Linked DNA regions of Mus musculus: region 2 is linked to region 1. The links are chromatin loops, found by intact Hi-C in ENCODE. Cell type or tissue: left cerebral cortex. All regions are shown on one strand. Each heading gives the region's core, and the rest is flanking DNA. Links, peaks and the distances in the headings are about the cores only. Region 1 holds the start of Orm2 (orosomucoid 2). Region 2 has its middle 48 kb from the start of Gm23950.

What was found. A loop is a pair of places that touch in the nucleus more often than their neighbours do. Peaks named below come from ENCODE experiments on the same cell type or tissue, not always from the same donor. Only the 100,000 strongest peaks of a DNase experiment are listed, where the experiment ranks them.
Region 2: it touches region 1 in a loop (8-fold over the local background); 4 of 42 quality-filtered maps call a loop at or near these places.

Annotation. Positions count from the first base shown.
Region 1 is chr4:63,360,249-63,375,917 of GRCm38, forward strand. Orm2 (orosomucoid 2) reads left to right here and starts at 2,201. Exons shown (of 6, transcript NM_011016.2): 1 at 2,201-2,355; 2 at 2,696-2,838; 3 at 3,046-3,116; 4 at 3,670-3,777; 5 at 3,914-4,017; 6 at 5,437-5,629. The coding sequence starts at 2,239. The coding sequence ends at 5,517. Akna (AT-hook transcription factor) reads right to left here. Exons shown (of 22, transcript NM_001045514.3): 16 at 14,109-14,282; 17 at 13,749-13,864; 18 at 13,075-13,221; 19 at 11,549-11,644; 20 at 10,644-10,763; 21 at 10,224-10,404; 22 at 6,875-8,038. The coding sequence ends at 7,798. In left cerebral cortex, for the core only: CTCF peaks have their summits at 8,518 (motif pointing right) and 11,830 (motif pointing left); DNase peaks (open chromatin) are centred at 8,528, 11,195 and 11,834.
Region 2 is chr4:64,484,895-64,500,563 of GRCm38, forward strand. No RefSeq gene overlaps it. Among named protein-coding and RNA genes, the nearest start is that of Gm23950, 48 kb to the left of the region's middle. In left cerebral cortex, for the core only: a CTCF peak has its summit at 7,894 (motif pointing left); a DNase peak (open chromatin) is centred at 7,800.

The DNA of each region.
Region 1 (15,669 bases), core at 4,229-12,228:
CCTGCTAAGCTTATGGCTGTCCTGACTGGATGCAGTGTGCCATGGTAGACTGTGTCCTTCCTCACCAGGAAAGGCACCTGATGTAGCACCCTGCTCTGTCTGTCAATGCACTGGGGCAGAGTGAATCACAGTCATGGCCACACGCATGCCCAGAGTCAAGCTGGCCACAGGCATAGTGTGCTATGGAAGTCTCTGGAAAGAGACTCTGGCCTGTGGCTTTGTCACACACTTCCTGCTGAGTGTCCCCCACTGTTTCTGGCCTGGGAATTCATGACAGGCCTTGCTCATCTGGCCTCTGCAGGCAAAGGACAGGAGAAGCAGGGGAGACAGATGTGAGCAGAAGCCTAGGCAGACTCTGGAATGATATGCAGCAAGTACCCTGGGGGAGACCTTAGCTGGGTGTCCACTTCCCTGCCTGCACCCTCGCCTTAGAAACCCCAGGCTCTGGATACACAGCACAGCCACAGGTAGCTTTGGGGATATCTAATCAGTTTCTTAAGTTCATTATTTTCCATCATTTGCTTTTATAACAAAAATAGATATTTATATCTGCCAGTGTGTGCAAATGTGTTTATGTGCACGTGTACGTGTGCGCCTGTGTGTAAGAGACATAGCAGAGACAAAGAGGCACAAACAGAGAGATTATGATATCTGGCGCACTGCTAACTTGGGACAGAACATATCATTGGTGCTTTTGGGCTCCTCATGGTTATGCTTTTTCTCCTCTGGGAAGAGATAAACTTTCTTAAGACTGTATAGATACAACAAAACACATATGTTTTGGGGCTCCAGCTCAGCAAGTTCTCCTAGGCCCTGTACAGCCCACTCCACGGCAGGGGGCTCTCAGGACCATCTGTGGCCCCTTCCTTTTGCCCTAGGTGATCACTGTCACTAACTTGATTAATATCATTACAATTAGTCTGGAGCCTCTAGAACGCCCTGTAAACAGGCTCATACAACCCCACCTCTGGGCGATCTGCTGGCAATAATGTTGTCGAGCTGCATTTGTATGGTCAAATCTATCAGTCGTTCATTTCTCTCTGTTGCTAAGCAACACCATGCTTGCATGAAATGTCACAACCCATTTCTCATTTTCCTGGTGGTAGGCACTTAAGAGCTTGGGGTTTGTGGCTACTTTGAATAATGCCATTAGAAACATTTATACACATGATACTGGAGGTGATTCATGTCTTGTTTTGTTTTCTTTTCTGTTGGTAGACTAATTTTTAAAGGCAATATGTTGCTCTAATACTTATCAAGAGGGGAAACATAAAATACAAAATGCCACAGGATAAAAGAAGGTTCTCATGAAATTAGAACACAGTAAGTGAATGACAAGTTACTTATCATTAAAACAAAAACCCTGACTACACAGAAACATGAGAAATAGTAGATTACTCAACTGTGAGTGTGTTCTAATATGTTTGGTGCTTTTGATGTTTTGAAAGAGCTCACTGTGATCTCAAACTCCTAGCAATGACTCCGTGCCTCAGCAAGAGTCACCAGGCCTGTCCCTAGCAATACGTTTCGAGAGTGTTCATTATGTAGACAAAGATCAGGCTATATCTATCAAGCAGGAACTAGAACCAGATATTTACTGGATCCTGTGCACAGACCCTGGATTGGGCACACACTATTCTAGACAGATCCTTTCCTGCTGTAAATACTGGGAGCTTTGCTGAACTACATTTTCAACTCAGATTCACCCCTCTTTTTTGGGCATTCGGCTGCCTCTAGGCTGTATAGGGGTCCCCAGGAACATCACACTCCTTTGGAAACTAATCCATCTTTGTCCTTGGCCCTTAACTTGAGCCCCTAAGTGTCTTCTAAGTTCACTATGAACCCTGACCAGGGACCCCTTCATAGCCCCCTTGGAGGGGTGATAAACGAATAGGTCTCACTCCTGCTAGGCAGCTTCATGGGATAAGACAGGTATGGGACCCATGACTGGGATCTAAGTATTATCAGGCTAGCCCAGTATCCACCTTGACCATGAATCAGCCACTCTGGTGTAGGGCAGGAGTCTGTGTCAGGGCCGGCTGGCCGAGGGAGCTGCACAAAGCTGGCTTGAGAGAACATTTTGCGCAAGACATTTCCCAAGTGCTGGGGAGAATGTGCCAGGGCTCTAGAGGCCCTGGCTGCAGTCCCATGCCCTCGCCACATCTATTATAAAAGCCACTGTACCCTCCATCCACCAGTTATCTCTTCCAAGCCCTGGTGCCTCTGAGTGTCCTAAGCATGGCACTGCACATGATTCTTGTCATGGTGAGCCTCCTGCCGCTGTTGGAAGCTCAGAACCCAGAACATGTCAACATCACCATAGGCGACCCTATCACCAATGAGACCCTGAGCTGGGTAAGTGCCTGCCCAGGACTTGGACGTGAGCACTTAAGGAGGCTACTCTTTCCTCTGGGCTTTCCCTTCCCTGATGTCTGTGCTCATCTCTGGGCTCCTGGTACTGCCCTTTCCTCTCCTGGAGACCTGGTGGCACCCCCTGCCTCCAAACCCAGAAGCATCACTCTGAGGTCTCTCAGCAGGGGACAGAGCAGTAGGATGGCTGATTTTTGAGTTGCCCATTTGAGCTTCAGTCTTCCCATGTATGGTTCAGAAGCCATTGCTTGCTTGCCCCACAGCACGGCTGAGTGCAATGTTCATACTACAAGCCCTACTCATCTGTGTGCCTGCTTCTCCCCAGCTCTCTGACAAATGGTTTTTCATTGGTGCGGCTGTCCTAAACCCTGATTACCGGCAGGAAATTCAAAAGACGCAGATGGTATTTTTTAACCTTACCCCCAACTTGATAAATGACACGATGGAGCTTCGAGAGTATCACACCATGTGAGTTCTTGTAACAGCCAGCCCACCCTGGCCCTGGCCTCCACTCCCAGATGCCTAGAGACCTGAGCAAACTGGATCTGCCTGGCCTCCCCACCCACCTTCTGGAATGGGGACAGCTTTCTTGTTTACCTGCCTCTTGCCCACTCCCCACCCCAGTTTAGTCAGATCACCTCTCCATCAGTTGTCCTCTGTCTCTTTGCTTTCTAGAGATGACCACTGTGTCTATAACTCCACTCATCTAGGAATCCAGAGAGAGAATGGGACCCTCTCCAAGTATGGTAAGGGTTGGAACTCACGGCTTTCTGGGAGCGTATTGCAAGGGTACAAGGGGGCAGCAGAACAGGGGAGTTAGGTCTGTGAAGTCACTCTCTGAGGCTTGTAAGTGGACGTAGATTTCAAACTGGAGTCCAGCTGCCAGGACAGACTTGCTTTGACCATTCTTATGATCTTTTGTGAGCTCAGAGGGGAAACCCATGGTTTGGGAAACCAGTGACTTCAGCCAAATCCCCAGGTCACCAGGGACAGCATGGGGGGAGGGCAACTGAATACTGGTGGGCCAGATTAGATACTCTTAGGTTTTAATTGTCCCTAAGCCAATGTTTTAATGTTTAAGGGGAAGTGTTAACTATGCCACACCACCAAGGGCCCTTTCCAAGGCCCCAGCCATTCCATACTTATGAAGAATGAGAAGTGAGGCTGCATCCAACAGAGGCTGAGCACATGGCAGCCACAGGGAGCCTCAGGCACTTGTCCATAGCTATGTGCTTCCTTCCCTTGGGGATGGGGACCACAGCATCATTCTAGTGACTCACAAAGCCCTTCATCCTGCAGTAGGAGGAGTAAAAATCTTTGCAGACCTGATAGTCTTGAAGATGCATGGGGCCTTCATGCTTGCCTTTGACTTGAAGGATGAGAAGAAACGGGGACTGTCCCTCAATGGTAGGGTCCTCCCAGACCTGGTCCCCAGCTCCACTGGCCTTACTCTTGATCGTCCACCCACATCCCACATCCCTACCTGGCTTCCCATCTGCTGGACCCTTAGCCAGCACAATCCTGGATCCCTTCTCCATTGCAGCAAAAAGGCCAGATATCACCCCGGAGCTGCGGGAAGTATTCCAGAAGGCTGTCACACACGTGGGCATGGATGAATCAGAAATCATATTTGTCGACTGGAAAAAGGTAAATGAGGAGGCTGTATGATACCACCCCAGCAGTGCTCCCATTGTCAGTGACCCTAGCGGCTCAGAGAGGGCAAGCTTCCGGTTAAGGCAGCTCAGCAAGGCAGGTATCCTGCCATTAATAACTCTCCTGCCTACTGTGAGAGCTGAGATCACAGAGATCCTAGATGGGCAGTGAGCCTCAGGGAGGTGAAGTTAAGTAGGAGGTCCTGGAAAGCTTGTGGAGGATAAGAGGAAGATCAGGAGGGGTCACTTAGGGAACAGCCAGTGCCAGGGTGCCAGGTTTCTCCCTTCATATTCACTACCTATCGAAGCAGGAGTCGTGATTGAAGTTTCCATGCCACCCAACTCCAACAAGCCCAATCACAGGCGGGGATGACCCATGCGGAAACCTCTTGATGTTCTGTCTAACCTTGTGCTGAGGGAGAGGCCAAATAAACTTTGGCTTTCACCCTGGTAAAGCCGTGGGATCAACCAATCAGCTTGCATGTAGTCTGAGATACACAATACTTTTGTGACTCCATTCTCTGGTCACCTGAGCCTTTCCTGGCATCACCAGCCCCAGGATTCCCCGGGGGAGGGGCCTGCATACAGACACTGCCATTGAGCCATTTCACAGCATGACTTCCTCACCCCCCCCCCCCCAACCAGTGGGGCCAGTAGTCTCACTCTGCACCTGTGGACACAAGTGTTCCGAAAATGCCTCCCGTTTGCGGTATTCTGTTCACATTCAATGGGGTGAATAAACCAGAGCTCAGAGATGAGGGACAACTTACCCTAGACTAGTGGTTCTCAAGGGTGGGTCTCAGTCTGTATGTCAGATGTCCTGCATGTCATATACTTCAGATTTATAACAGTAGCTTAATCACAGTTATGAAGGAGCAATGGAAACATGGTTGGGGGTCACCACAACACAAGAAACCGTGGAAAAGGTTCCCATCTCTAGGAAGGCTGAGAACAACAGTCCTGGATCTGCAGGGGAGCCATGGTAGATGCAAGATACAGCGTGCTGACACAACCCTGCCCTTCTGGCCAACCTCTGTGCTTCCCCCCTTTAGAAATGTACTCATAGCTAGTGTGTGTGTGTGTGTGTGTGTGTGTGTGTGTGTGTGTGTGTGTGTGTGTGTGTGTACACAAGCTTGTCATAAGATGTGTGTGGATGTCAGAGGACAACTGTGGGCAGTGTTCACTCCAGCCATTTTCTCATGGACTCTGATGATTGACTTCAGAGCTTACATACTTTGCCAGGGTTTTTGTTCTGCTTGTTTGTTCTATTTTGTTTTGTTTTTGCATCTAACCTTGCAGCCCAGGCTACCCTACTGCAACTCATAGCAATCCTCCAGCCTCAGTATTCCCCAACCCTAGTGTGTGCCACCACACCTGGCTTACTCACTCTGCTCTCCTCCCTGATATCTTCCAGGACAGGTGCAGTCAGCAGGAGAAGCAGCAGCTTGAGCTGGAGAAGGAGACCAAGAAAGATCCTGAGGAAGGCCAGGCATGAACTCAGCTCTCTGAACTCCGAGGGCTGTCCACAGGCTCACCAAACCCCACCCCTCCTGTGCACTTTGATTCTGTCTCTGCCACAATAAAGGTTTGCTGACACAGTCAATATCATTTCTTTGCTTCTTTCCTTTTTCTCCCTCCCTCCCTCCCTTTGTGCAGAGTCCTGAGTGGAGCCTTAGCTAAGTCCAAGAAGCCCTGCCCAGGGAATCTAAGAGGGCTTCCTGGAAGGGGCATCTGAGTTAGGCTAGAAAGTACTGTCAGAACCCGATGCTCTTGCTAGAATCTCCAAACACTTAGGGCACAGTTGGGGAAGACAAGGCAGGAGACCCAAGCAGCAGTGAGAGGGGGAGGGGAACAAAGGTGTACAGTTCCTGTCACAGGGCCTTCACTTCAGAGGGGCCACTATAATCACAGGAAGGGAGGTGACTGGGAGGCAGGAAGGTACAGGTTGATGCTAACAGGGTCACAGTATAAAAGGCCAAGGCTAGGCGACATGGTAGACTTAGGCCTCAGCTAGAGGGTCTGGATGTCCCCTGGAAGACTCCTCAAGGTGCCCATGGGGGACACTGTGAGATGACACTGCTTCCCTAAAGGCCAGTTGACATCGATTGCACAATTGTGACCGGAGTTCCTGAGGCACAGTCCACTCGGTGGCAAAGACAGGGTCTGAGATCATCTTTACACTTGACTGGATTGGCAGTCCCCTAGGGGATGTACGCCATGTGTGTCTGTGAGGACATTTCCAGAGAGAGCCGCCACCCTGACTGTAGGCAGTGACATTCCTTGGGCTGGGATCCCCCATTTAACCAAAAGCAGAAAACAAGCTGAGCACCCATAAATCATTTCTGCCTGCTAAGCTTATGGCTGTCCTGACTGGATGCAGTGTGCCATGGTAGACTGTGTCCCCTGAGCCCACCATCATTAGCTTTTTTCAGTTATTTTGTCACAGAACCAGGAAAGGCACCTGATGAAGCACCCTGCTCTGTCTGTCAATGCACTGGGGCAGAGTGAGTCACAGTCACTGCCACACGCATGCCCAGAGTCAAGCTGGCCACAGGCATAGGGTGCCATGGAAGTCTCTGGAAGGAGACTCTGGCCTGAGGCTTTGTCACACACTTCCTGCTGAGTGTCTCCCACTGTTTCTGGCCTGGGAATTCATGACAGGCCTTGCTCATCTGGCCTCTGCAGGCAAAGGACAGGAGAAGCAGGGGAGACAGATGTGAGCAGAAGCCTAGGCAGACTCTGGAATGATATGCAGCAAGTACCCTGGGGGAGACCTTAGCTGGGTGTCCACTTCCCTGCCTGCACCCTCGCCTTAGAAACCCCAGGCTCTGGATACACAGCACAGCCACAGGTAGCTTTGGGGATTTCTTTGCCCGTTCTTAAGTTCATTATTTATTTTCCTTCATTTGTTTTATAACAAAAATAGATTTTTAAAAAATGCCTCAAATATATAAACAATCTGTGATAACACACACACACACACACACACACACACACACACACACACACACATCCCAGAAATGTTGAGGTCACTCTGCTATGGGACAGGGAAACGGGTACCGGCCTGGTCTATCAGCCTCAGGCCAGGGCCTGGCAAGGTAGCTTGGTCCTAAGTGGATGCCAAAGACATAGTGGGTATGTCTGAGGCTGCTGGGTGCTTCCTGGCCTACATGAGCAGCTTCTACTCCATGAGCTCATGGGAAAAACTTCTGTAACCACAGAAGAGCTGGGCGTGCGTCAGCTGAGGCCTCAGCCCCAAGACATTAATGGGTCCCCAAGTACTACCCCTGCCCACTAGTTACTAGGAACAAAATCCCTAACTAGTTCTTCTCCCTGACAACGCCTGCCTCAGAGTAGCTATCACAGGCAGTGTCCAAAATGCTTCAGAGACCCTAGACTTTTCTTTTCCTCTCTGGCCTTCTGAGACAGGTCCAAGCCCAAGTTAGCTCCCCAGTGTAAAGACATTCTGTCCAGTAAGAGCCACATTATTAGCTGCAGAAGCACATGGGCAGGAGGGGGACGAGGAGGAGTCTCAGCGACTCTGACTCGACAGAGGGAGCCATGATCACTACACCTGTTAGACAGAGTTGGCCCCCAGACATTCATCCACTCCTGACTAGGCCAATGTCTCTCCATTTTAAATACGCCACATGAATCAGGTGGCACTCCTGGGGAGGGGAACGTGACATCTTCCAGCCATCAGTGGTACCAGGAGACTGTTGACTGGGAAACAACAGCGGCTGCCTGCCTACTTAGTCTCAGAGTCTCCAGGGAGTCAGAAAAGGCAGGAGCCTCGCAGGCTACGGGCATGGCGCAGGTCCGCAGACAGGGAGCGGCTCAGCTGGCGGGTGGTGGAGCGAACGTTCTCGGCGGCCTGTGCAGCCTCTCTGAGTGCGGCCTGCAGCTCCTCCAGGTCATTCAGACCCAGTTGGACTGAGTGCCGGGTTCTCCGAGGTCCCCGAGCAGGCTGCGGGGAAGCTGTCTGGGCTGAGGTAGGTGCTGGGGCTGCATAGTACCTGGGGAGAGAAGGAAGAACATACGATCTGGCAAGGGTCAGGCAAAGCCACCAGCTATGGGTTCCATGTCTACTGTACACCCTGCTCTTTCCTCTCCTGTCCAAGGCCACTGTGGAGAAACAAACTTGGGAGGGATGAAGGAGAGTATATGTGTGAGTGCTTGCCCTGGAGCAGGTGTAGGCACGACTAGTTCATTCCAGCCTCTGACATAGCAATCAGACCCCCTTAAGTGTACACTCTGGGGCTGCAATGGAAGTCAGTATCTGGAACATCAATCTGCAGATGGCAGGTGTTGATGGAAGGTGCCAAAATGAACGACTGGGCTTCCTGGGGGTAGCAGAGCTGCTCAGACACCCTCGTTGAGGGAGAACCTGGGCTCTCTGTGGCTTCCATCCTTGCAGCTCATAGGAGGGCCAGCTTGATCCAAGCCTTCCCTGAAGGCACTGGATTAGAGAGCCTCAGTCAGCTGCAGGGCTGCATCTGGCCAGCAGGTGGCAGCACAGCACCACTGCGATTGCTGGTTCAACCATGGTGCAAGCTTAGTCCTGCTGCCCAGACAGAAGAAAACCAAGGTATGGCTTGTTCTAACAAGACCTGAAGGCTTGATGAAGCCATGGCTTCCCATATATTCACCTAATCATCTCGAGTATCTGTTTCTCAGAAGAAGAAACAGGCCAGAGAGACAAAGTGATGAGCCCAAAGTCATTCTCCAAGTGCTGTCCACTCAATTGTCCCTTCCTTGGGGCCACCACACTGGGGTGAGCTCCCCCCCGCCCCCCAGGCCCAGATTGTAAAGATTTGTCTTGAGACAAGTAGAGAATGCTGAGGCTACCATAGGGTTGCTAAAGGACATCAAACCTCCCCAGCCCGAGGACAGGAAACGTGGGCAGGTGTCCATACCACGTGAGCCAGGGTCTGGACACGAAGAAAGGCTGGCCCTAGGGACCCACCAGGACTCAAGCAAGAAGGCAGAAGAAAATGTACCTCAGGCCTGACCCCTCATGCCTGCTGGTGCCTTGGGCTTCTCTTCTGCTGGCATCAGCTGCTACAGAGCCAACTACTACCCCATTAATCACAGAGGCTGTCTATTGGTAACACTGCAGCCCAACAGGCCCACTTTACAGTGGAGGAAACTGAGGCTAAGACTAGAAAGGGGCTTGGGGGGGTGGCTAATGTTCCATTTAGTCAGTCATGACACTTCCTGGAGTCACAAGACAGACTCCACACATATCCCAGTGGGGTCTGACAGTGTCTCACTTAATCCTCACACATCAGGACCTAGCAGAGTCACTTCCTCATTGAACAGATAGAGAAACTGAGGCTTAAAGAAACACTCCTCTGCTTCCGCCATAGTACTCATAAGAGAGGGGATTCTGGTACAGCCAATTCCTGAAATGTCACCAGGCTGCCATGCCCACTCTCCGCCTTTTTGGTAAGTGATGCTTAAGACCAAATCCATCTAGCTGGTGCCCCTGCATGCCAAAGTCACAGAGACAGGGCAGTATGGAGCAGCTGCCACCACCAAGAGGAGCCCAAGTTGCCAATGAAATGTAGGGGATCCTGGATGGTGCCCCGGAATAGAATGGGCATCAGGCCTAAAACAAGCATGCTAGAGGAAAAGAGCAAGCTTCGGCTAATACTAAAGCATTCCAGTTGGTTTTCTCCTAGTGACGGGTTTGCATAGGAACACAGCCATGGGAATGGGCTGTGGGGGAGGGGCAGTGCATGGGAGAGCTGTGTAGTGTGCACTCAATTCTCCTAAATCCAAAACCATCCCACTAATGAGAATTGATTGAAAAAAAGAAGGGAGAAGGAATAGAAACTATGCTTACTTTATACACACGTGTGCACACACATACACACACAAACTCACACAAACACACACCTTATTATAGGCTTACTCATTAGGAAAGAAAGATGGCTTATGGTTCTAGGTCCTCAAGAAGCTGTAACTCCAGAGACAGGGCCCTCTTGCTAGTCTAGTTCACCACTGGGTCCCCAAGCACCCAGAAGCCTGTCCCATGAGAGTTTGTTGAGTGACTACAAGAATGTCAGGCTTATACTCCATTTTCCATACAGGAAGACACTACCCCTGGCTCACAGCATCCTGACATGATGTAAGAATGCTGGGGTGGTTTTTTGCGGGTACCCAGGTAGCATGGGGCAGCTGGAAGGGGGGACTCACACAGTGGGTGGTAGATAAGGCATAATGGGAGCTGAGGAGATGTAGGCCAAAGCCGGTGGGGCTGGGGCTGGGGGCGCAGCAGCCAGGTACCAGAGTCCAGGGGCCATTCGTACTGGCGAGCCCGTCTGCCTGTTCTTCCGTTTGAGGATGGGGGTGGAAGGCTTTTTGGGGGTGTTCTTCTCTGCAAGGGAAGGAAAGACAGAGAAATTACATGAGGACTTAGATGCAGCCAAGCACGGTGGGTCAGCCAGCTACCCCTGCACTTGTGGCTGATGGGCAGTGGAGGACCACCCTAGGGAGGGCATCCCTCTGGGATGTTGAGCCTCTGTTGCATTTATTTTGCTCTAGCGGAGCTTACAGCATCCCCAAGGTCTGGCCAAGCCCCGTGGCTGAAGAAAGATGCTGAGGGCTCATTCCTACCAGAGGGACCTGAGCTGGAGCCATCTGCTTCTGCAGAGGACTTGACTTCACCACACAGGGCACAGCGGAGGGTGTCAGCGGCAGATGAGCCCCGTGTGGTGTCTCTAGAGACAGCACTGCCTGCAAGGGAAGAGAGAGAGGGAGGGGGAAAGGTCTGCAGACAATGACTGGCACTCTATTATCAGACCCGGGTCCCCTGCAGAGACCACCCAGGCCGCCTGATGGAGGACACTGCACAGTAACCATGAAGAGGTAAGCAGGCACTGACCACACGCTAGCCACTAATGACTTAATGTATCACTCCACAGTGCCTAGCAGCTCACCAGGCTAGCCACTCTCCCCATCTCCCCTCTATAGCAGAGGAAACAGAGGCTCCACGAGGCAGTACTTTGCCAAGGGAAGGCCCAGGCCATCCAGATGACAAGCCCATTTTGCCTTTGAGACAGCCTCAGTGTATTCATGGGAGTCCAGAAGAGGGAAATCTGGGTCAGTGAAAGGTCAAAGGAACATTTCAGACATCCACTGTGGTCCCTGCCTGAGCATCAGACTTGCTTTTCAGGCCACTCTTGGCCAGCACATCCTCTGGGAACTGCCCACAGCCTTGGTCTGTGTTGGCCCTGACCACTCTGCTTTGATGCTGGCTCCTTGGAGACAATACTGGTGGGCACTGAGCAAGAGAGTAAATGAGTGAATTGGAAAGTCTGTCAGGACATCGATCCATGGTGGGGAGGGGCCAGTGCTCCGGAGCATAAAGACCTGAGTTCAAATGTTGGCTCTATCACTTGTAAACTGTGTGCCTTTGAGCAAGTTACTCTCCTCTCATAAAATAGTCTGTGTTCAGCTCTAATAAAACTTCTCAGTGGGGAGAGGCTTAAGCCTCCACTGAACAAAATGCTGTCTCTTACCTGTGTCCTGGGTCCTAATGGGATGGCAGTGGGGACAGGACGGTGTGCCACTGTCCTTCAGGATGGCCTTTGGGGATAGAATGTGGTACTCCTGGCCTGGAGAAGAATCCAGAAAGATCAGTGTCCAGACCTGTGTGAACTAGGGACTGGTTTCACTGTCTCTCTTCTCTTTCAGTGGTTTTACTAGTTGCTCTCTGCCTATCTCCTGTGCACATGTGAAAGCAAACCCCACAGATAGACCCACTGCACACATGTGTGCACACAGATGCCTGTTTGCTACTGCCCCCTCCTGGCTTCTTGTTGCATTTCTGCTTCTAGAAGCAACTGCCAGTTCTTGTGTGTGGAAGCGACGGGGCATGCAGCAGAGGCAGGATGTGGAAGCTGGTGAGGCAGAAGTGTCATGACTAGTGTCATGAGTCAGGAGTTATCACTGTCCCTTCCTTGCCCCAGGCTCAGTTGAGGGATCAGGAGCGTCTCTCCTTGGGTGCTAAACAGCTGGAAAGGGGGACATCAAAGGGCCAATTTCTGGAACTGTGTTAAGGACAGAACGGGTCTATATTAGACAGCCAATGGAAAGCTCTCCATTCTATGAGGTACCTGGCTGATCCCAGTATGGTCTTAAGCTCCTGAAATTCCACTGGACAGAGGTGAAAACAAACAAGCAAATAAAAAAACCCAACAATAACAAAAAACAAAAACAAAAAACCCAAGGGCTGAGGCTGGAGATGACTCAGTGGATAAAGTCCTTACAACACCCATATATTTAGACCAGCTTGTATCCTTAGCACTCCTATAAAAGGTGGGTGGGTGGGTACAGTGACCACCTAGAATCCAACCACTCAGGAGGCAGGGGTTCGGCGGGAGAGATGGACACCCAGGGCAAGACAGTCACCTGAACTACATGAATTGGTGAGATTCAGGTTCAGTCAGAGATCTTGCCTGTAGTGGCTGATTGGTTTTGTGTCAACTTGACTTGAGCTAAAGTCATCAGAGAGGAAGGAGACTCAACTGAGGAAATTCCTCTATAAAGATCATGCTACAAGTGAGACATCTTCACCATTAGTGATTGATGGGGGAGGGCCCAGGCCACGGTGGGTGCTGCCATCCCTGGGCTGGTGGTCCTGGGTTCTATAAGAAGCAGGCTGAGCAAGCCACAAGGAGCAAGCCAATAAGCAGCACCCTCCATGGCCTCTGCATCAGCTCCTGCCTCCAGGATCTTGCCCTGCGTGAGTTCCTGCCCTGATTTCCTTCCTTTCGTCCTTTTTGGGGGATGAACAGTCTTTCTTCCCTAACTTGCTTCTTGGTCATGGTGTTTCATCACAGCAACAGAGACCCAGACGAAGACACTGCCTCAGTAAATAAAGTGGGGAGTGATCAAGAAAGACAGCAGACTATGAGGACACACAAGCACATGAACCACATGCCCACACACACACACACACACACACACACACACGGTAAATATCAGCCAAGGGCTGAGGATGGGACTCCGTGATTGAGCGTGTGTTGAGTGTGCACAAGCTCACCTGTGTATTGACCCCGGAAGGAAACTCTTTCCCTCCGCTTCGAGCTGCTCTGTGGTCTTGTCCCCCACTGTGCAGCCTCGGGGTGCTCCTCAAAGGTCCTGCTCTTCTCAGATGAGAGCCGAGGGGCAGGCGACTCCGATTCAGAACCTGTGGTGGGAGTGGAGCCTCAGAGGGGGCAGGTGTGGGGCTCACGTGGAGGGCGGGGCTCAGGGCGATGTCTGGAGTCTTCTCAGGGGACCAAGGGCACCTCCTGATTCTCAGCCTGGAGCCCTGTGGCTATCACATGCCTGTGCAGCAACCCCAAGAGGTAGGCACTGCTATTTCTATGTAGTCTGCTGTCACTTTATCTCCTCAGAGCAGGTGACAGCCTGGCCAGGGACAAACTCCATGGCTCTGCTCTGCCCGTGAGGAACCTGCACTCTTCACTGCGGTGTCCCATTTGCAATGGAGGTTGGTGAGCATCTACACAAATCCCCCAGTCCCAACCCTCATGGTAACGGCAGAGTCTACATGGCTAGGACTAGAGATGTGCTTTGTCCCAGAGCAAAACAATAGCATCAAACATACATACAGAAGACCTCTCCAGGGCTTTTCTAGGTTCTCAGACCACAGAGCCAACATACTGACGAGGATCCCTAGAAAACAGCCCTGGTCTCTGCTCTCTGGTCACTTACTTAGGTACAGTCTGGGTACATCCCGAGGCACCGAAGAGGACCTGGCTCGACGTCTTCCCATTGGCTCAGCTGGCTCTACACCATTAGGCTCCCTAGACAGCCTCTCTGTGGATTTACTAGCAACAAGGAAGAGAGATATGACGTCACCGGATGAGATTTTGGAGGCAGCCTCCACATATGGCCCTGGCATATGTGCACCCTTCCTTAAATTAAATACATGTGAGAAGAAAAGCCTGAGAATGGACCAGTGGCCATGCTGGGGGGAGGGGAGAGTATAGTGTCTGAGTCCCTGTGCCCAGAGAGCCAGAGACTGGCTAATGCTATAGGGAACAGAGGTAGGGGTTGGGGTGGGGCTTCTACCTGCCATAGTGGGGGCCCCAGGAGGGTGAGGAACCCAGCTTTTCCTGGGTCTGGGTGGAGTGGTTGAAAGCAGAAGCTACACAGGCTGGGCCGTCTGGGTGTGGCCGGTGCAGGCTGTCCTCCAGTTGAAGGCGGAGCCGTGACACCTCCGCCTGCAGATCCTTGATGGCCTGGCTGGAGTGGCGAAGAGACAGAAACGAGATCATTTGAGCAACGAACAGAGCTATCGGGACGCCGATAGCTCTGGGTGGAGTGGCTTGTGTCTGCAGACACAAGATCGGGCTGTACAGTCCAGTAACAACAGCCTTGACATCTTTCTGAGTTCATATTCCACAAGCACATCTGGGTAACCTACCTATGAGGGTGACCCTCTTAGCATACGGGCTCAGCCTCTCAAGACAGTGACTACACAACACTGAATCGGGTTTGGAAGCTGAGGCAGGAGGATTACCATGAGTTCCAGGCCAGCCTGGGTTACATAGCAAGACCCCTTCCCACCTCCTTTCAGAAGCTGTAACGGTCTGAGCAGGGCTCTCTGCTCCTATTCCTGCAGATATTCTTACAGTCTGTGGTTATTCCCAGCAGAAGACACTTGTGCCCTGCTTTTGCCTCCCAGGCCCTGACCCACAGGCAGGCAAGATTAGCATCCCACTCCATAACCCCAGACACATTAGATGCTGGGGAGCACTCCCCAATTCAGGCTTCAGGAGGGAGAGAGCCGAGGGTTCTAGAGTAGACAAGGGAAACAAACCCACACGCTTCTGGGTGCTGTGGAGCGAGCAGGCTGGAAGATAAAGGTGTCAGCAAGGCTGCCTGCTGGACACAGGCCCACCTCCTGTCCAAAGGGAGTAAATGGCCTATTCTGGCCTGCTATGCCCCCGCCTCACTAGCTCTCAGAGTCCTACGGGCTTTGTCAACACTGCTGCAGACAAACCAACCAATGCCCCGACACAGACCGCATGTAGGGAGCACCACTGGAGGCTGGCCTTGGCATGACCATCGTTCGGGCTGAGGTGGGCTCTGCAGCCATTCTGTGTGAGGTACCCAGGCTAGGGACTCCCCTCAGGATCCCTGGACTCTTGGTGCTCCCTGCAAACATGACCTGTGTGGTGACTGCTCAGGAAGGCTTAGGGACCTCCCTCTGGTCATGTCCAAGCAAGCAGTGTGTGCACTGGGCATGGGTCTCCTTGGTGATCCCCAGGGAGATGCTTGCTGGGGTTTCCAAGGCAAAGCCCAGGGGTAGCTGTAGGAGAGCGAGAGCTCCCAGCAACTGGTTAATCCCAGCTTGGCTTCCTAGCCTGGGACCTGGAACACAGCCTGGGGTGTCATCTGTCCTCTGGCTGGATCTGTCAGGCTCTTGGGCTTCCTGACTTAACACTTTAGTTGCCTGAGGTTTATTGGAGACTGCAGCTCATCTTTCTCTGTGGATTCGATCCTGACCCCACTAAAGAACCAGCAATCAGCTGAATAGCCATTAGAGTCCTTCAGGTCTGCCTTCCCCAGCATACCCCCGGGTTTAATGACCACCAAGCCCCACGGTACACCAGCACAGCAACATGCC
Region 2 (15,669 bases), core at 3,355-11,354, 1.1 Mb after region 1:
TTAGCTTTTGATCTTAGCCATCCTGACTGGTATGAAATGGAATCTCAGGGTTGTTTTGATTTGCATTTTCCTTATGACTAAGGATGTTGAACATTTCTTTGCGTGCTTCTCAACCATTTGGTATTCCTAGGTTGAGAATTCGTTGTTTAGCTCTGTACCCCATTTTTAATATAGTTATTTGTTTCTCTGGAGTCTAACTTCTTGAGCTCTTTGTATATATTGGATATTAGCCCACTATCCACTGTAGGGTTGGTAAAGATCTTTATCCAATCTTCTGGTTACCATTTTGTCCTATTGACAGTGTCCTTTGCCTCGCAGAAGCTTTGATATTTTGAAGTTGCATTTGTCAGTTCTTGATCTTAGAGCATGAGCTCTGTTCAGGAAATTTTCTCCTGTGCCGATGTGCTCAAGGCTCTTCCCCACTTTATTTTCTATTAGTTTCAGTGTATCTGGTTTTATGTGGAGATCCTTGATTCACTTGGACCTGAGCTTTGTACAAGGAGATAAGAGTGGGTTGATTTGTTTTCTTCTACATGCTAACTGCCAGTGGAACCAGCAGTTTGGTGGTTCCTCAGAAAATTGGACATAGTACTACCTGAGGACCCAAGTATTACACTCCGGGTATATACTTAGAAAATGTTCCAACATGTAATAAGAACACATACTCCACTATGTTCATATCAGCCTTATTTATAATAGCCATAAGCTGGAAAGAACCCAGATGTCCCTCAAAAGAAGAATGGATAAAGAAAATGTGGTACATTTACACAATGGTGTACTACTCAGCTATTAAAAACAATGACTTCCTGAAATTCTTAGGCAAATGGATGGAACTAGAGAATATCATCCTAAGTGAGGTAACCCAATCACAAAAGAACACACATAGTATGCACTCACTAATAAGTACACATTAGCCCAGAAGCTCAGAATACCCAAGATACAATTCATAGACCACATGAAGCTCAAGAAGGAAGCTCAAGTGTGGATACTTTGGTCCTTCTTAGACGGGTGAACAAAATACACATGGATGGAGCTACAGAGACAAAGTGTGGAGCAGACACTGAAGGAAAGGCCATCCAGAGACTGCCCCACGTGAGGAGCCATCCCATATACAGTCACCAAACCTAGACACTATTGTGGATGCCAAAAAGTGCTTGTTGACAGGAGCCTGATATAGATGTCTCCTGAGAGGCTCTGCCAGTGCCTGACAACACAGAGGTGGATGCTCTCAGCCAACCATTGGACTGATCATGGTGTCCCCAATGGAGGAATTAGAGGAAGTACCCAAGGAGCTGAAGGAGTTTGCAGCCTCATAGGATAAACAACATGAGCCAACAAATAACCAGGGACTAAACCACCAACCAAAGAGTACATGTGGATGGACTCATGGATCCAGCCACATATGTAGCAGAAGATGCCCTTGTTGGACATCAATGGGAGGAGAGGTCCTTGGTCTTGTGAAAGCTCGATGCCCCAGTGTAGGGGAATTCCAAGACATGAAGCAGGAGTGGGTCGGTTGGTGAGAGGGTGGGGGGGGGGGGGAGACACGGGATAGGAGTTTTTCAGGGAAAACCAGGAAGGGGAATAACATTTGAAATATAAAGAAATATCTAATAAAAAGTAAAAGAAAATACAATGTTGAAAGCAATCGTACTACTGCTACAGACATTCTTATTTCTTCTGCATCTCCTTCAGTTAGGATCTTTCGTTTTTTTTTTTTTTTTTCAATAGAAGCATAGATCTCTCCTGCTCTATTCTTAGAGTTACTTTGACCTTTTCTCCCCTCTGAAGCAAGAGGATAGGGAAACATCTGTAATGATTCTTTGACCAAGAAGAATCCAGTACTGAATGTCAGAAAAATGTCCTGCTGCATTTGCTACAGTTATCCATTACACACCTCAGAAGGGGACACTTGTACCTATGGACTACTTTGATTTTTATAAATGAAGGAACTCTTGGATAATAATTGCAATCTCCACTCACAAATAAGGATTGGGATTGTCTACATCATCACCCAAGGCAAATGGACTAGCTTCTTTTTACATTTCAGAATGTGGATGGTCGATCAGGCCCAGAAAAACATTCTCCTAACACCACAGTCATTTGTGATTTACAACTATTTTGCTGAGAACTGCAAGGGAGAGAGAGAGAGATTGTGTGGGGTGGGAGGGAGGAGAGAGAGGGAGGAAGCGAAAGAGAGAGGGAGATGTAAATGTAAATGTCATTAATTTTCAAACCAGTAAGGACTAGTTTGGAACTGAAAATAATATGAGTTATATCACATTAAATTTACTGTCTATTACCCTGGAGCACACCAGAGCACTTAGTGATCTTTGCTGAAATGAAATGAACATGAATAATTCCCAGAAGGATTTGTTTGAGGAAATTTTAAAAACAGCCCAGAGAAGTATATTGTAAACATAGAGGAGTGCATAAATAATAGTGCTTGCCTTGTAAAATTTCCATAAATCGAGTATATAAGTACAGTCAGAATCAGATAAGGTATGAGGCAGCATCTTCCCAAGAAGGCCTGCTTTTAGCCCCTCCAGTACCCTCTTCTAGTGATCAGCCCTCTCCACGTTCAGAGTCTATAGCTGCCAGTATTTTTGCTCATGCTGAACTTGAAGTTGCCGGAATCATATAGCACTCATGTGTAGTCTGCTTTCCTCAGTTCTCTGCTTTGTTTTGTTTGCTCCTACCTACTTTTACTTAATAATATCATTACATAGCACCATTAGCTTGATAGGAGAACTAATTCTTCTTCTTCTTCTTCTTTTTTTTTTGGATTGAAGCATTAGTTTCTTTTTGCTGGATGTCTTCATTTTGCCCATTTTATGCTTTCTATTTGTCATTTTATTTAGAAAATATTAACTCAACACCCAAACCACAGAGTGTATAAAACATTTATAACCCCAGACACAGGTACATATAATTTCTGTTGCCTAGGCGTGGAAACACATGGCACTCAAGGCAGACTTTTTCTCTTCTTTTATAATTTGTAAGTCTTATCTTTTACTTTTCTTTTTTCCTCCTCCTAGTCCTCCTCCTCCTTTTTTCATTCCTTCTTTATGTTCATTCCCTTCTCCAACTCTTGCTTTTTCCCTTTCTCTTCTTCCTCCTGTTCCTCCATTTTCCCCCACCCATAACCATGGGAGACTTTTTATACAATGCATTTCAGTATTACAAATAAATAAATTCATACATCCCTATGGGTGAGTTATTGGAAGCCACAAGGAAAATAAGCTTATATATATATATTCTTATATATATATATATATATATATATATATATTCTTATATATATATTCTTATATATATATATATATATATATATATATATATATATATAAGAATGACCAGGATTAATGTAAATAGGGGGATTGCTTTTACACAAGGAGTGGAAAGCTATTACCAGGCAAGAGATTAGCACTAGGTAATGTAAAGGCACAAACACAGTGATCTGTACTCTATTATTCATGAAGTACTCAATACATTAAAAACATGAGATAAGATCAGAGACTTTCAGAACATTCTATACCTAAAGGTAAAATCTAAGGGATGTCCCTTAATTTTTTTAAGCAAGATTTTTAGAAAGCTTGGCTTGGCATGGCTCCTGTTTCAGTTGACTGAGGAGTTTTATGTGCTCATTAAAAAAAGAAAAAGAGTGATGACTGACTGAAGCACTTGTAGGTTAGCCAGTCCTCAGCAGCACCATAGCATTGGCCCAAGAGGAAACTCCATGCACAAATAGTCCCATGCTATATATAGAGAAAATGCTCTTTTTCATTAGGATTTGGGAACCTGGGCCTGTTTGCTGGAGATATGGGCCCTGGGCTTTCCAATGGCAACAAGACATATCATTCTCATCTGTGTCATTAATAACTCCCATCCTGGAAGATGGTAGATTTGGATGAGGGTAGAGTGGGTATGAATAAGAGCCAGAGTTTGTTTACTATCACTCTTTCTGACAGCAGAGAGACATGGATATCAGTTATTGCATGAGCTGATACTAGTCCACAAACTTAGATAACCAAGCATACTTTTCTATCAGTGGATAATACTGTGGATATTATGTATGCTGAATCCTGATAATGTGAACAGCCTTCTAATCATGTACATTTTTGGCCCTGCCTTAGAGACACAGTCACACCATATTGACTACATGAAATAAAGATGAAGATGGAGTTCTTGGTCCTATGTTGGTTTTAAGAATTTTGAGATTATATTGTGCTTAAAGTCTAGAGGATATGTTCAAACATCTTATATAGAGAATAGATATGTAGAGACAGACAGACAGACAGACAGACAGACAGACAGATAGATAGATAGATAAATAGATAGATAATAGATATTAGATAGATATATACATACAGAGATGATAGATACATAGATGATGATATACAGACAGATAGAGATGGAGGATAGACTGTTAAAGACTCATAAATCTTATAAGTAGATACTGTAGGTCACTTCACTTGATTTATAGAACACTTATGTTAACAACTTGTATTATCCTAATTTAAAAAAAGCTATAAAATATAGGCTCCATGTCTAAAGTTATTTAAATAGTAAAAGTATTTAATGTGGAACATGTACCTTTAAATTTCAGGCTCAATTTTTTACATTGTCCACCAATTCTCAGGGACAATACAAGCTTGGCTGTCATTTATTTCCCTCCACACCTGGCTGCCTGGCCTTCTCATGGGAGAAAAATGCCACCTGTTTTCTTCATATATCTTCAAAGCAGCTCTGTTCACACCAGGGACATTCTTCCCAGCTGCAGCCTCTGTCCCAGAGTCTGTTCACGCAGTCTGGGACTAATAGAGATCCCAGAAGCTCCTGGCTTTGCTGACAACATCAGAGGCAGAAGACTGCAAAATAGGAGCAGCGAATACTTTCCAGAAGAAAATGGGCTCCCTCCTCAGGCAGACCTCACTTGACCTTTGGGCAATTATAGGGTGTGGGAATATGATTGAGAAACAGAACTAGGGTGTCTCATGCTGCCACGGAACCAAAGGGTCACATGTTTCACTGGAGCTCATATCCCCAATGCCACCCATTATATTCTGATAAGCTGTATGCAGCACTTCATTAAAATATTTGTTTATCTATCTAATCCTTTCATGAGAATATGTTAGTTTTTTTTTTCAAAATCTACAAATTAGCTGGATGATGAAGAACAATCTACCCACACAAACTATTTGCTAAAATCTATTTCTGTGCTATGAAGCAGAGGCAAACAATAGGCTTTTTAAGGCACTGTGACAGGTGTTCCAGGAGAAGCAGGTTCTCTGAAAGTACAGGACAGGCACAGAAAGGCATACCATTGTAAGTGAGTCAGGATAGACTGTAGGGGGAGGTGACATCTATGCTAAAGCTGAGGAAAGAAGAGTACATTTCAGGACGGGGAATGGGATGAAGTGCAAAGTCCTCTGCATGAATAGAAACTGTACTGAATATGAGGGCCTGAGTTTGGGGGTGCAGATAGTGACTATGTAAAATTCAAGTTAATGAGACTTTCCTGTGGCCTCAGGAGCAGGGGACATAGGAGATGCCCAGTGAAATGAGACTCAGGAGACATATTGCCTCTGAAGTAAGTGGTAGTTAACATCTCTCTCGGAGATTGAGTTTTGGTGGGATAGATAGAGTTTATTCTTTCTATCATGCACAACTATAAAATGAAAAGGTACCCTGAATTTTTGGACTACATTATCACTTTCCAAAAGAGTTGAGAAACAGCAAAACAACATCAACCTTAATAAATGAGATCTCGGGGGAACCTAGTAAGGAATTCAGCCCTAGCGCTACGTTAAAGCAAGAACATGCTGTCAGGTAGTTTTTCACTATTGCCTTCATCTGCCAAAATGCTCTTACTGGAACCTGCTACTAATCTTCATTCTCACCACTCATGCTGGCCCCTCTTGCCACTTCGTCTCATGCCTCCCTTCTAAGTTTGAAAAGACTTTTCTTTTTTTTAATTATTAGATATTTTCTTCACTTACTTTTCTTTTTCTTTTTTTAATTAGATATTTTCTTTATATACATTTCAAATGCTATCCCAAAAGTTCCCTATACCCTCCCTCCACCCTGCTCCCCTACCCACCCACTCCCATTTCTTGGCCTTGGCATTCCCCTGTATTGGGGCATATAAAGTTTGCAATACCAAGGGGCCTCTCTTCCCAGTGATAACCGACTAGGCCATCTTCTGCTACATATGCAGCTAGAGATAGGAGCTCTGGGGGTCCTGAGACGTTCATATTGTTGTTCCACCTATAGGGTTGCAGACCCTTTCAGCTCCTTGGTTGCTTTCTCTAGCTTCTCCATTGGGGACCCTGTGTTCCATCTTGGAGCTAAGATGAAAGGATGGACTATCCAGAGACTACCCCACCTGGGGATCCATCCCATAATCAGCCACCAAACCCAGACACTATTGCATATGTCAGCAAGATTTTGCTGAAAGGACCCTGATATAGCTGTCTCCTATGAGGCTATGCCAGTGCCTGGCAAATACAGAAGTGGATGCTCACTTACTTTTCAAAATGCTATTTACTTTCCTAGTTTCCTCCCTGAATGTCCCCTATTCCCTCCCCACTCCCCTTGCTCCCTAACCCACCCACTCCCACAATAGCTTCTCAAACCTATCATATATCAGATAGGCAAAATAATTCTGGCCAAGTTGATAGCAGAATGCTATGTGTCATTGTCTAGGAGTCTTGAATGTCCTTCCTTTCCTTGGAACTTTATGTCAGACAGGCAGATTTTTTTTTTCTGCAAGTATTTAGAGTGTCTTCCCTCTGTACTACAAGCCCATATGCCCAAGTGCTGTGGCATCAGTTTCTTAGATTTCTTCTGACTGTCTTTGATGTCTGTAATACAAAAGAAATTTACCCAGAAGATGCTAATCAACAGATTTTAAAGTTTCCAAGGGTGCCTTGACTTTTCTGAGGTACTCTGCTTTGTTCTATTACCTTTACAAGACCTCTGGGGGGTGAATCAAAAGGCAATTTCTGGGGTAGAGGAGATGGTTCAGGTTCTAATGGCTAGGCATATAATCCAAAGGACAAAACTGTGTTTCTGGAATATGTTTTATAAAACAAAAAATAAATAAAATTTGATTACAGTTTTTTTCCCCACTGCAATCAACTTTGTGATTTTGTGTACAATTACCCAGTTGGCTTGCTAAAATGTGCCATAATATTTTTTCTTGAGACAAGAAAATGAGAATGGATGAATACAGTTAATTTCTACTGGAGGTCTTTTGTGTACTGTGTCCAAACTTATCAAATTCCTGCACCATGGTTATATCCCTGAAAAAAAATGCATTTAAGTTTTCTTTTAATAACTCCCTTTCATGTTACCTACTTATTTGTCTCTTGAGAGAAGCAGTAATCCCAGGATCACCAAGGCAATATCCAAATAGAAGCACCATGCTCAGAGGTCTTCATCAATCTCAGCATGAGAGACTTTTCTGAAATATGTATTCTCCATTTCAGTGGTACAGGGTGAGAATGACTCCAGAATGCTCTACAGATACTTGCGTATTAACTCACAGATGAGTTAGGGTCCACAACTCTGGCTCCAGCTATGCTGTCAATTCATTGGGTGATACTGGACAAGTCTTGTGATTAGGTGTGTCTCAACTAATTCTTCCCTTAAAAGCAGTGTTGAGATAATATTTGTGTGCTTACTTTGAAAAGCATGTCCCCTTTATGCAACTCCAATAAGCTTACAGGACTTATTCTGGCAAAGGGTTCCCTTCTTTCAGTAACTTCATCTAACAATTTGGACAGCCAAGACTTACTGAGTATTTGCCAGGATGCTGTATAGAGGAAAAGAACCAATTGCAATTACAGGGCAATTTTTTAAATCTTGAATAATGGCTATTTACTGCTCTCTGGTGGTACAAGGAAGGTTCTGCAGTTGTCCATAGATTACTGATATAGACCATGCTCTTGTAGCAGGAACAGTTAATGTTAAATGCATAACATACTGACACACACCCTGCTACTATGAACCTTCTGAATAAGTTCTTTATTCATATTGTAAAGTAAATTGACTTATGCTTTTTGTGTTTAGTTTACTTTTATAAAACATAATGTCACTTGTTAGAATTAGAAATTAGAGTATGTATTAATGTAAATATGGGAACAGTTTGCAAAGAATGTCAATCAAATAACACCAAGAAACTCAAAGTTATGATTTAAGCAGAAAAAAAAACCTAACAAGATTCCATATAAAAAATATAAATAAATATGTTAATTCTTTCTATTTGTGGCTCACAGGCATAGGAACAGTGCTGATTTAGCACTGAGAATCTCTATATTGCTTCATGGTTTTCATACTTGCACTCAATATACAGGAAGACATAAGCATTTTGTTACTCAATGAATTCTACATAAGAAGGATCTGAGGCTTAAGGAGGCAAAGAAACTTTCTGAAAATCTGAGGGGCACTGCATAGCCAGCATCTGTAGTTTGGTTCAAACCTGCCATGTTTTAAGCTATTGGTGCTCTATCACCCAGGTTGCCAGAAGTCTTTAACATCATTTCACCTTTTTGTCCCCTTTACAGAGAGACAAATTATGATTGACACATAGATGCTATTTGTACAATGAAATATTGATGAAAGTTTGACAACCAAGTCAGGATGGTAGTTGGTAGGATAATGTTTAGTGTTTTCTGGCCCTGATGAAAATACTCATAAAGTGGTCTGTTTTATTGAATGCAGAGCTGAGGAGACAGTGGAAAAATTGTTTTTTATTTTTTTTAACTCATGGTATAGCATGGGTGCTATGTCTTAAATAGATATCATCTAAGTATTAAAATCAGCATGTTGCAGCAATTATGAACAAAAGTCCAAGTGCACAGCCCCATTCTGCCTTGATATTTTCCTGGCTCCAATCTGCAGTCTCACCACTCAATCATTTTAGCTTGTGAAACCTTCAATTTTCTATTGCTTAGCTGCACGAGAGTATATTACACATCAAGATGAAGTGAAGAGAAACCCATGGTGTTGAAATTGACCACTATTTTTCCTATTTTCTCTTAGTCTTCCTAAGAGAAAGGCAAAGATGCCCTTGTTGATGGATACCACCAGCTAGGTCTCTGCAGTATGCTTTATCCCAGTGAATGCTCTACTGGGATATAACTGTCTTTTTAAAACATAGTTGTATTAGTCCCAGAACAGAATGTTGCATTTATCAATTATAGATATAAAATAAATGCTTTTTAGTAGTCAGTGCATCAAAATGTTACCATTAAAATAAACTTCATATTATCCTATGGCTTTGAAAGGGATTTTTTTTTCTGTATGGAAGTCAGTTCTTCTTTCTTTAATGTAAGGAAAATATTAATTACTCTGATAGTATTTATATAAAGTTATATACACACATATATCAAGATTTACATTCATGACAAAGAATATGAAATTATTTTTTCTTCTTCTTCTTTAGCATCTTCTTCTTAACTTCTCCCCTTCTCTCTTCATCTTACCTTCATTTTTATCTCCTCTTTATTCTACATTACTTACTCTTCTTTCAATCAATTTTTATCATTATAGTTTAAAAGCTTTTCTGTGTTATCTTCATCATATAAAACAGAATCTGTGGGAAAGATAGATGTTCACTTCAGTGTCTTATATATGTTTGGCAGATGATTTTACTTATATAGCCCGGATGTAACTTCTCTCTGGTATAAATGTCAAGTAAGACCCTGCACTCAGAAAACAATGGATCTCTATGAGGTCAAGGCCATCCTTTTCTATATGATGAGTTCCAGTCCAGCTAGGGCTACATAGTGGGAAATAAGTAGATAAATTTACAGATAAAGAATGGGTATTAAACACATTAAAAACACTTAGGACTTCCATGAATGATTTATTTTTCTGTCCTTGTATTGTTTTGTAAGGCTGGCTATAAAGCCAAGTTTAATGGTTACACTCTCTTTAAAGGCTGTTGTCATTCTCTAAGTTCTTTTCACACAGAATAACTTTGTCTGTCATAGAATCTTTCATTTCTAAAACCCAATTACTACCCAATATTTAGTCAGTGGCAAGGCAAGAGAAGTGCTTGAGATACGGAATAAAGACTCATTTTAGCTCATGATCTGGAGGAGGAGTGGGATAATTTATAGTCACGTGATTCCATCACATAGAATTTGGAGTAAAACTGGTCATCATCACAGGAAGCTATGTTGAGAGAAGCTTTTTCACCTCATGGTGGATTGGAAGTAAAGAGAGAAGAGGAAGGGGTTTGGATGCTGATGACCTCACGATTCACATGATCTAAGCAACAGAGCTTCCACAACCTCCTGTAGTAGTATGGCCATCATACACTTTATATATGGAATTTGGGGGAACATTCAAGATCTAGATCAAAGCAACAGACTTTTTACTATGAGATACTCTGTTTCATTTCAGGGATACAATGGGTTTGCAAACTAGGCTTGAATTCATACCCAAAAGGAGCTAAAATTTCAAGAGAGCCAAACATTAGGCAACTAATCATAAGCATACTATAGATAAAAATAGGTGGACCAAAGTTTAGGAACATAGTGTGACTTAATATTTTGTGTCTCTATGGGGGTTGATACTTTTTAAATAGGGGCAACACACTATGTCTAAGGATGTTATATGAAAGATTTCAAATTTTTATTCTATAAATAATAGCAATCCTCAAATTGATTTAAGTAAAATACTACCTTTGTTAATATCTATTATTTTTGGAGCATCCAGCAAAACTATTTACATGCACTCATATTTAGGATTTGTTTGGTGAAATAATACAATTAGTATTTATAGTGAGTTAAATATTTAAGTAATAATATTACAATATTATATTTACAATATTTAAGTACAGTATTACAATATAGTGAGTTAAGTATTTAAGCAATAATTAAAACAATAATAAAAATAGAAACATCTAAGATTTTTTTCAGAAAACATTATTCATATCCTATAGCCTTGTAAGTGATTCACTAAAGTTGATATTAATATTCCAACTGAAGAGGAGACTGCTAGTAACTATTTGGTACAGCTGATAGGTGGTAAAGCCAGAAACCACCCCTGATTTATGAGTTAAGTCAGGGTCTTCACTGTTTTTGAGTTGCCTAGACTCACACTATGTCATGAGTCTTCTCATGGATGTCACTCAGTGTGATGTTTAATCCTTATTACCAACATATTGGGATTTAGGACCACAATGAGACATCTTCAGGTCTGCCTTTAGAAGTGTTTCCTGAGGGGTTTGACAAAGGTGAGAAGACTGACTCTAATGGGAGAACAACCATCCCTTTGCTCTGATCCTAAACTAAATAAGACAAAGAAAAGAGAAAGCAAGGGAGTGGAGCAGCAGCATTCCTCTCTGCTTCCTGACTGCAGATACAAAGTGCTCCTTTAGGCTTCTGTGGCCAACCCACAGCCACTCTTGCTGCTGTGCCTGCCCTCCCCTGATGGACAGGGTATACCTTAAACTGAGCCCAAACAAACCTTTATCAGCTATCTTGTCAAAGCAATAAAGAAGTGATGAAGATACTTAGCACTATAGACTCTGATGAGGATAGAAGCTGGATGGTTCATGTCTGTATATCCTCATCTCTAAAGCATTCTGAATTTGGCAATAATGCACATTTCTTCCCTCTCAGAAGCTCCTACTGTAGGAGCCAAGAATCCACGAACTGAGGTAGCAAATTCTATTTTATAGAATTTTGGGCTCAATGTTTTTTATTGTATGTGGAGGATTGTTTTGACCCTTGACAGTTAAAGTTATTTTATTAATTATATGTATATATACATATATATACATATATATATATACATATATATATATTTATATCACATATATGTATATGTCATAACAGAGAAACAAATAAAGTTACCTGTAATTCCAGTACTTGGATGGTTGAGGTAGAAAAAATCTGTATTCCAAAGCTAGTTAAGCAATGTCCTTGAGGCCCCATCTCAAAGAAACAACAAACACCTGGCAAAATGTCAGAGGTTTACTATTCCTACTTAAGTAATCTAGAGCTAAGCATTTCTATATTCTATAGATATTTAATAGGAAAACAGGAACCTCAGCTCTGTTGAAATCCAATTGGATAAACTATTCTCTCTTGATGAGCGTGATTTAAAGAAGAAATAGAAAAAAGAGTTAGGCATAAAAAGTGCACGTTCTGGCTCTTTTTCACCGACAGAAGTCAGCTATTTCCATATCATATTTTAATTGACCTAAATTTCATATTGTGAACACATAATGCTCCATTGAAGAATAGACTATGAAGAATTAAGCTCATCATTAGATCTTTCATATGTTACTAGAATACATAATATCATACAAAGGTACATGCTGGCTTAATGTTTCCTCTTAGAAAAACATTTCTCTGTAAGACTTACCAAGAACCCCTACTATGTCCAAATGGCTATACATTTGTCACATGGCTTCTGTCAGCTGACTTGGGGAGATGATTCATATTTTTGTTTTACTGAAGGAGTCCTTTGCTTCACACCCATGCACTTTGTCCATGTTACTTCCTTTAGTCACCCCCTAATACCACACTTGTGAGACAGCATAAGTTTTTATGGCTTAGAATAGAAGTACTAATTTGGATCTGAAACTGAACAAATATTTTAATCTTCTTTCAGAAATTACCTTATTTTCCCTTCTTTTAAGAGAGAGTTCCACAAAAAGTTCCATCTCAGATCAGCATATTTTTGTTTGCTTTTTTATTTTTTAGAAAAAATTTTAAATATAATTGTATTTTGATCATATTCTTCATGTCCTCCAATTTCTTCCTGATCCTCATTGTAACTCCTTTATATACTATGTTCTACAATATGCGTTTCTCACGTATGTGTTTTTCAGTGTAACTCACTCATCCACAATTTTCTACAGTGTGGTTTTTCTCATTTTGCATGTTTCTCATTGTAACTCCTTGATATACTATGTTCTACAATGTGCATTTCTCACATATGTGTTTTTCAGTGTAACTCACTCATCCACAATGTTCTACAGTGTGGTTTTTATCATTTTCCATATTTCTCATTGTAACTCCTTGATATACTATGTTCTACAATGTGCATTTCTCACATATGTGCTTTTCAGTGTAACTCACTCATCCACAATGTTCTACAGTGTGGTTTTTATCATTTTCCATGTTTCTCATTGTAACTCCTTATATACTGTTCCACAAGCTTTGGGTTACCATTGCCCTAGCTCATCTTGCAGGCAGTATACCACTGTGGTAAATCATCATTTTAACAATGATTTATTAATTTATTTCTCTGTATGAGAACTCTTTAACTTCTCAGACAAACAAACAAACAAACAAACAAACAAAAAACCCAATATAACAACAACCACGTAAAACAAAAAACAAAAACAAAATAAAACCACACACACACAGACATAGACATACAAACACATAGACATGTAGACCCACACAGACACGCACAACCTAAACCATCAAAATATAACCAAATAAGCACACACACACACACACACACACAAACTGTGAAGTCCATTATATGGTGGACGGAATGTGAAACCTGCACTTGAGTGGCTGGTATGTCCAGTGTCACTCTCTTGGCGAAAACTAATTTTCTCTATCCCAGCAGGTATAAATTACAGTTCAGTTGTTAACCTTTACTACAGTAGCTAGGTTTTCATTTCATTCATTCATTTCATTCATTCATTCATTCATTCATTTAAAAATATGTATAATATAATATAATATGATAAAACAAAAAAATCACATCAAAGTTTAAACAAGACAAACCAACAGAAGGAAGAGAGCCAAAGAAAAGGCAAAGAATCAGAGACTAACTCATTTCCACATAAACATACTTAGCTGGAAGCTAACATGTGCAGAGGACTGGGTACAGACCCGTGCAGGCACTGTGCATGCTGCTTCAGTTCCTTTAAGTTCATATGAGCTTGTAGATTTAGAAGACTTGGTTGTCTTGTTTTCATAAATCTCCTCTGTTCTTTACAATATGTGTGTCCCCTTTCCACTGGGTTCCCTGGATTCTAAAAGGAGGGATTTGCTGGAGACGTCATATTTAGGGCCGAGTTTTCTAAGGTTTTTCAGTTTCTGTGTAATGTCAGGCTGTGGGTCTCTGTATTTGTTCTCATCTGCTGTAAAAGGAAATTTCTCTGGTGATGACTGAGTAAGACACTGATACACGAGTATACATATTATCACTAAGAGCCATTTTATCATGATGTTTCTTGTTTATTCATTTGTGGGGTTTTCCATTCTATTTTTAATTGTAAATATCAGTAGTATTTGGTTTTATCCATTGATATCAACTCTCTGGATCATCCAAACCTTGTTAATTATTGGTTCCATCCTGTGGAGTGGGTCTTATTCCCACCAAATTTTTGTTTGTTACTTCCACAAGCTTTGGGTTACCATTGCCCTAGATCATCTTGCAGGCAGTATACCACTGTGGTAAATCATCATTTTAACAATGATTTATTAATTTATTTCTCTGTATGAGGGTATGGGGTGGGTGAGTCTATATGCACATGTAAGGACAGGTACTTGCAGATGCCACAGTGTGTACTGGTCCCCTGAAGCTTGAATTACAGGAAATCATAGGTCCTCTCTATCTAGGTACTGGGAACAGAACTCAGGCCCTCTGAAAGAGAAGTGTGTATCCTTAACCACCAACCCATCTCTCCATTCTCTAGATCATCATTGTAACATTGCAATTACATTATCATTTTTTTTTTGAAAAATTACTGTGCCTCTAAAAGGGTGAGAACTGAGCAAGTAAATAAGAGTTGAGGAATCTCTGCTGGAGTTTATCTCACGTTGAGCATATACAAGTATTCTTTTTCTAACCCAGTCTGTATCAGTTCTTTCTAGATGTAACTGTGATGGCTATTCCTGGTTGCCAACTTGACTAAATCAGGAATGAGCTACAATCCAGAAATGGAGGCCTCATCTGTAACCCAGATATTGAGACTGGAAGACACAAGTTTCTGACCTGGATCTTGGCATGGAGATCTTCAGCCATAATGGCTATGAAAAGCATAGGCCCGGGCAAGGTAGTACTTGCCTTTAATCCCAGAAGAATAAGGCAAGGGGATCTCTGAGTTCAAAATGAGCCTGGGACAAAACAAATCCCAGATCCAGGCGTGGTAGTACACACCTTTAATCTGGGCCACACTTTTGGCTGGAGACCTACATAGGGACATTGGAAGAAGGAAGATATCCTCTTCTTCACCTGCTTGAATTTACGTGCCAGCACATCTGTTGGAATCTACACAAGAGCAGCTGAAACAGTTAGCCTCATGGGACTGAGCAACTACTAGATCCTTGGACTTCCCATTCACAGCTGACCATTGTTGGGGTAGTTGGATTACAGATTTTAAGTCACCACAACAAATTCCCGTAATAGAGACATTCCATAAGTTCTGTGACTCTAGAGAACCCTGTGTAATACAATAACCAATCATTAAAATCCCCCGAGAAGTTCTTAAGACTATTTCTGAATCTTGCCTAGAATCAAGACTCAAATCTGTCTAGAGGCACGACTATCTACTTTAGCTACAAGCAAAATAAATAAATCACTGTTCTACTCTCCAGACTACTTTGGAGGTCTTCATGGTTTCCTCAACATGGAAATTGGCTTACATTTCCTCTGTGTAACTGCCTTTAGAAATGCTGT